Regions from separate parts of the Homo sapiens genome. Here region 1 is linked to region 2. A link is an interaction called in ENCODE POLR2A ChIA-PET data of the cell type or tissue named here. Cell type or tissue: PC-9. All regions are shown on one strand. Each heading gives the region's core, and the rest is flanking DNA. Links, peaks and the distances in the headings are about the cores only. Region 1 has its middle 85 kb from the start of TRD-GTC1-1. Region 2 has its middle 8.4 kb from the start of SLC25A3.

Region 1 (2,812 bases), core at 6-2,505, 170 kb after region 2:
GACTTCGCCAGTTGTCGTGCTCAGGGTCAGGTTCCAGCCCCAGCTGAGGGCTGAGGGGAGTGAGTGGATGTGGGGCAGGGAGCTGGAAGAACACTCGAGAGACAGCAGGTAGTTGAGACATGGCTTTATTCAGCAGCCCCTCACAGGGTCAGTGTTACATTTATACCTACACAGACAATAGTGGCTGAGAGCCAGGTGGGGAGCTTCTCTATGTTGTGTCTACATGGCTATGATTATATGAGACATGGGAGTGTGTGCGTGCGCCCCAATCCTGCTGAGTCTTCTAGGCTGTTTTCCTCGGTCTATGCCTGCTGCCCTATGCCTGCTTGGCTGCAGCACAGCCATGTTCCTTACACCTCCAAAGTGCTGGGATTACATGCATCAGCCACCACGCCTGGCTTCAATTTCTCTAACTTTTCTGTTTTTTCTCCTCCAAATCAAAATCTAAAATTTTCCTCTAGACTAGAGAAACAAAAACCAAAAATCATATTTTGAGCCAAGTGTTTTCCTTCTCCTTTCAATCACTTAAGCTTCCTCAGACTATCTTTTTGAGTTGGAATACTGCTTGAAGAAGTGTGTGAAATATGAAACAAACGCAGACCTATTCTTCGGCAACTTTGAGCTTGTGCAGGGAGACAGATTAAGGGAACTGGAAGAAAAACAAAGACCAAAGAGAATTGGAATGCATAGTGAATCTGCCTGAAAAATTTATCACAGACTTTAGACATTGCACTGTAATATTAACAGCCTATACTTGTCTGGCGATTTCCAGTTTCTAAAGTGCTTTTATGTCCATTACCTCGAGACCACCCTAAAGAGAAGGGCAGGACAGGCATTGCTTTTTTTTACGAAGAAGAGCTTAGGAGAGACTGAATGCTTAGCATGCAGCAACTCACCATGTGCAACTCACCCTGTCAACATGGGAACTAGCATTTAAACCTGGCTCTGCTGGCCCCAAGTCCTAGCCTTTTTCTGCCTTACCACAAACTCCACCTACTTGGGTTACCCTGGAAAGGCGCCCGGTGTCCACACCCCTCTTCTAGTAAGACTCAAGGCTGTTGACTTGCATTCCTGGGCCGCCTGCAGGCCCACGCCCCCACCATCTGCATACTATAAATGCTTTCTTCATGGAAGAACTCTAGACAGGGAAATATTTTGGTACTGGTCTGAATTAAATACCAAAGCCTTATTTGTAATTTCTGCTTAGGCAATGACACGTAAGGGATTCCAAAGGGCGACAAGTGTGAGTCCATTTGGCATTCCTTCTTTGGGCAATGGGGAAGGAGATGGCAAGTCAAGGGAAGTTAGAGTTATCCAGCCCCGACTAAGTCCAGCTGCCAGGGCTTAAGCTGAATTGACAGTCAGAGGAAGAACTAGCAGAGAGCTCTGAATCAGATTTCAGTGGTTCCACCTCAAATGGGAGTTTCTCATTGGTCTGGCAAGAGCTGTGGCTGGATTTAAAGTGAAACTGAGCCATGGACCCTGGGGGACAGCACAGGATATTACAAATGACAGCTGCTTGTCTCAATAGCAACATCTGGTCAAGAGGCCTGATCCATGACCCTTGGTGTGTGAAGCATGGGGATGTATTGACATCTGGGTTTGAGTATCTGAGGAAAGCTGTTTTAGAGCAGAGCAGAGACTCAAAGCATTGGTTCTCATTCATTACTAGTCTTCTGATTTTGAATCAGGCACATGGCTTCTCTAAGCCTCAGTTTGCTAATCTGTAAACAGGAGAGTAATAGTACTTGCCTCTCAGGTTCTTTTTTTTCTTTTGTCAAAAGCATTTTATAAGCTACAAAGGGGTCTAGAAATGTAGTTTATTACAATCGTTGTTACTTACAGGTCTGAATTTCCTGCAGGAAAAGGGGATAGAAAAGTATAAGAAATAATGGTAGCTTTGCACAGTGGCAGTATGGTAGCCCATGAGGTTTATCCGAGGCCCGATTATGGCTAGTTGAAAATGTTTCCCAATACCCTGCCATGATGATTTAAAATATAGTCGGCATGGGCAATTTTTGCAGTCTGTATTGAAACTGAACTGAAAAAAAAACAACAACAAAAAACGAAGGCAATAAGGAAATAAGGGGAGGAACTGAAGAACAGAAAAAGGAGCAGAGATAACATCCTTTAAATTAATTTTTAAAGTGTTTTTAGGCACCTGGAGCTGTGCTAAGAGCTATAAAAATAAGGTTCAGAGATGTCACTGTAGATTCAAGGCCTTTGCACGAAATGGTGCAAAGCTGATAAGGAATGGGGTAGAGATGGGATTTGGGGAGGACAGGAGTAACATTAATGGAGCATCTACGACGTCCAAGGCATTGCTGAGGATGCCATTATCTCAAGTAAGGCTTTGCATAGAGTATGCACCAGCCTCATTTTAGGGAGGAGGAAACCAAGACTCAGAGACATTGAGCAACTTGCTCAAGGTCACATGGCTAGTAAGTGATAGAGATGGGACTTGTCTGCCTCTAAAGCACATCCTCATATGCAGACAAATGAGTCAATAAAGAAAAGTATAAATTGGGTAATTCATAGGACATGTTATTAAAAAGGTGAAGGCTGAGAGAGAAAAAGAAAGCCCTGGCAGCTTGGTGACTGACTTCAGTCCTGTTGGCCTGGGACTTTCCCCATTTTAGAGTGAAAAGTCCTGTATCCTGGGAAGCCTCTCAGTCCCCGACAATCTGGGATGGTTGGTCACCCTACAGCTGATAGCTAATTGCTGGCTTATTTGCTACCAGTTGGGTCATGCTGTTGCCTTGGTGAACACAGGCAGAATGTTGATATCAGATGAGAACTTTCAAGGATGTGA
Region 2 (2,812 bases), core at 195-2,694:
AGCTCTAGTAAATTATGCAAGGTAGACCAAAGCCCCTCATGATAACCCTTTTCATATCTACCCTGAGAGAAAAAATGAGTAATATCCACTAACACCTTGGTTATTGTCTTTTTTGATTAGGAATCTTGGTGTTTTTTTTTTTTTTTTTTTTTTTTGAGACTGAGTCTCGCTCTGTCACCCAGGCTGGAGTGCAATGGGGTAATCTCAGCTCACTGCAACCTCTACCTCCTAGGTTCAAGGGATTCTCCTGCCTCAGCCTCCCAAGTAGCTGGGATTACAAGCGTGGGCTACCACACCCAGCTAATTTTTTGTATTTCTAGTAGAGATGGGGTTTCACCATGTTGGCTAGGCTGCTCTCGAACTCCTGAGCTCAAGTGATCCACCCTCCTCGGCCTCCAAAAGTGCTGGGATTACAGTCATGAGAGACCGTGTTCGGCCTGTTTTTTGTTTGTTTGTTTGTTTGTTTTTTGAGATGGAATTTTGCTCTTTCGCTGAGGCTGGAGTGAAGTGGCACGATCTTGGCTCACTGCAACCTCCGCCCCCAGGTTCAAGCGATTCTCCTGCCTCAGCCTCCCGAGTAGCTGGGATCATAGGCATGTGCCAACATGCCCGGCTAATTTTGTATTTTTAGTAGAGACAGGGTTTAGCCATGTTGGCCAGGCTGGTCTTGAACTCCTTACCTCAGGTGATCTGCCTGCCTTGGCCTCCCAAAATGCTGGGATTACAGGCGTCAGCCACTGAGCCCAGCCTTTTTTTTTTTTTTTTTTTCTTTTTAATGGGGCCATAATTTCCATTCTGGACAGTGTTAGAAAGACAAAATGCCCCTATCCTTTTTTTGAAGGGTATCCTAAGTTCAGCCTTGAGAGCAGACCCAGCTCTGGGGCTGAGGTTCAGACTCTTGAATTCATCCATGTTTGTGCAAGGGGTTGAAAGCAATGAAGTTATTCTTGCATATTCAGGGACATTGTATTTTTTATTTATTTTATTTTGTTTTGTTTTGAGATGGAGTTTCACTCCTTTTGTCCAGGCTGGAGTGCAGTGGCATGATCTCGGCTCACTGCAACCTCTGCCTCCCGAGTTCAAGCGATTTTCCTGCCTCAACCTCCTGAGTAGCTGGGATTACAGGCACCCACCACCATGGCTGGCTAATTTTTTGTATTTTTAGTAGAGATGGGGTTTTGCCATGTTGGCCAGGTTGGTCTTGAACTCCTGACCTCAGGTGATCCACCCAGCTCAGCTTCCTAAAGTGCTGGATTACAGGCATGAGCCACAGCACCCAGCGGACATTGTATTTTATAGGAAATAATAGGCATGTGAATTCTTTTGCCCAGTTTCTTCCTTCTTAATATCTTGAAATCTTCTTTCTGCCATTGCAGTCATAGAATAGTGTTTGTCCGCTAGTGGGGAAGCATCTCTAGATATGGCAGACCCTAAAATAGTCCCTACAGAAGGTATATGCATATGTGGCAACTTTAGTCACTCAGTGATTATAATCCATAAGGTTAAGAGAGCTTTTGAGTGAGGCATGGCCATCACAAGTGAAGGTTCCCAAATCTGATTTCTCATTAAAGCGCCTGCCAAGACACAGATGGTTTTAGGCTTCAAAAGATTCTGTTTTACTAAGGCTGATGAAGTGTCCTGGAATCTGCCATTTTTAAAAGATCCCCAGGCAAAGCTGGACGTGGTGGCTCATGCCTGTAATTCCAGCTCTTTGGGAGGCTGAGGCAGGTGGATCACCTGAGGTCAAGAGTTCAAGACCAGCCTGGCCAACATGGTGAAATCCTGTCTTTACTAAAAATACAAAAATTAGCTAGGCACGGTGGTGTGTGCCTGTAATCCCAGCTACTTGGGAGGCTGAGGCGAAGAATCACTTGAACCTGGGAGGCGGAGGTTGTAGTGAGCTGAGATCACATCATTGCACTCCAGCCTTGGCCACAAGAGCAAGACTCCATACTCCATTTCAGAAAAATAAAAATAAAAAAAAAAAGATCCCCAGGCAAAAGATCACAGATCTTATAATCAACCATGTTTTGAGACCAATGATCTAAGGAATTCCAAGATCAGCATGAGTGACATAGCATGTGGAACGAGTTTGAGAGGGGTGTCTCTCCTGTAAAACGAGACAGCAGTTTAAATTACCCAGTTTGCCATAAATATAAAAAGTGCTCAGTTTAAAAAAAAGAAAAAAGAAATCGGCCGGGTGCGGTGGCTCATGCCTATAATCCCAGCACTTTGTAAGGCCAAGACTGGTGGATCACTTGAGGTCAGGAGCTTGAGACCAGCCTGGCCAACATGGTGAAACCCCGTCTCTACCAAAAAAAATATGAAAAAAAATTAATCAGGCATGGTGGTGCGCGTTTGTGGTCCCAGCTACTTGGGAGGCTGAGGAAGAAGAATCACTTGAGTCCGGGAGGTGGAGGTTGCAGTGAGCTGAGATCTTACTACTGTACTCCTGCCCGTGCAACAGTGAGACTCCATCTCAAAAAAAAAAAAAAGAAAGAAAGAAAAAGAAATATCTGGCCGGATGCAGTGGCTCATGCCTGTAACCCCAGCACTTTGGGAGGCCAAGGTGGGTGGATCATCTGAGGTCAGGAGTTCAAGAGCAGCCTGGTCAACATGGTGAAACGCTGTCTCTACTAAAAATACAAAAATTAGCCGGGTATGGTGGCAGGTGCCTGTAATCCAAGCTACTCACAATGCTGAGGCAGGAGAATTGCTTGAGCCTGGGAAGCGGAGGTTACAGTGAGCCAAGACCATGCCACTGTACTCCAGCCTGGGCAACAAGAGCGAAACTCAGTCTAAAAAAAAGAAA

What was found. ChIA-PET counts read pairs that join two places held together with the same protein. Peaks named below come from ENCODE experiments on the same cell type or tissue, not always from the same donor. Only the 100,000 strongest peaks of a DNase experiment are listed, where the experiment ranks them.
Region 1: POLR2A ChIA-PET joins it to region 2 with 22 read pairs; 10 of 35 experiments call an interaction of 5 or more read pairs at or near these places.

What each region holds. Positions count from the first base shown.
Region 1 is chr12:98,417,123-98,419,934 of GRCh38, reverse strand. It overlaps the pseudogene RNU4-41P. Among named protein-coding and RNA genes, the nearest start is that of TRD-GTC1-1, 85 kb to the left of the region's middle. In PC-9, for the core only: no CTCF peak of the experiment used is centred there; a DNase peak (open chromatin) is centred at 1,124; H3K4me3 peaks cover 701 bases; H3K27ac peaks cover 1,441 bases.
Region 2 is chr12:98,583,867-98,586,678 of GRCh38, reverse strand. No RefSeq gene overlaps it. Among named protein-coding and RNA genes, the nearest start is that of SLC25A3, 8.4 kb to the left of the region's middle. In PC-9, for the core only: no CTCF peak of the experiment used is centred there; no DNase peak of the experiment used is centred there.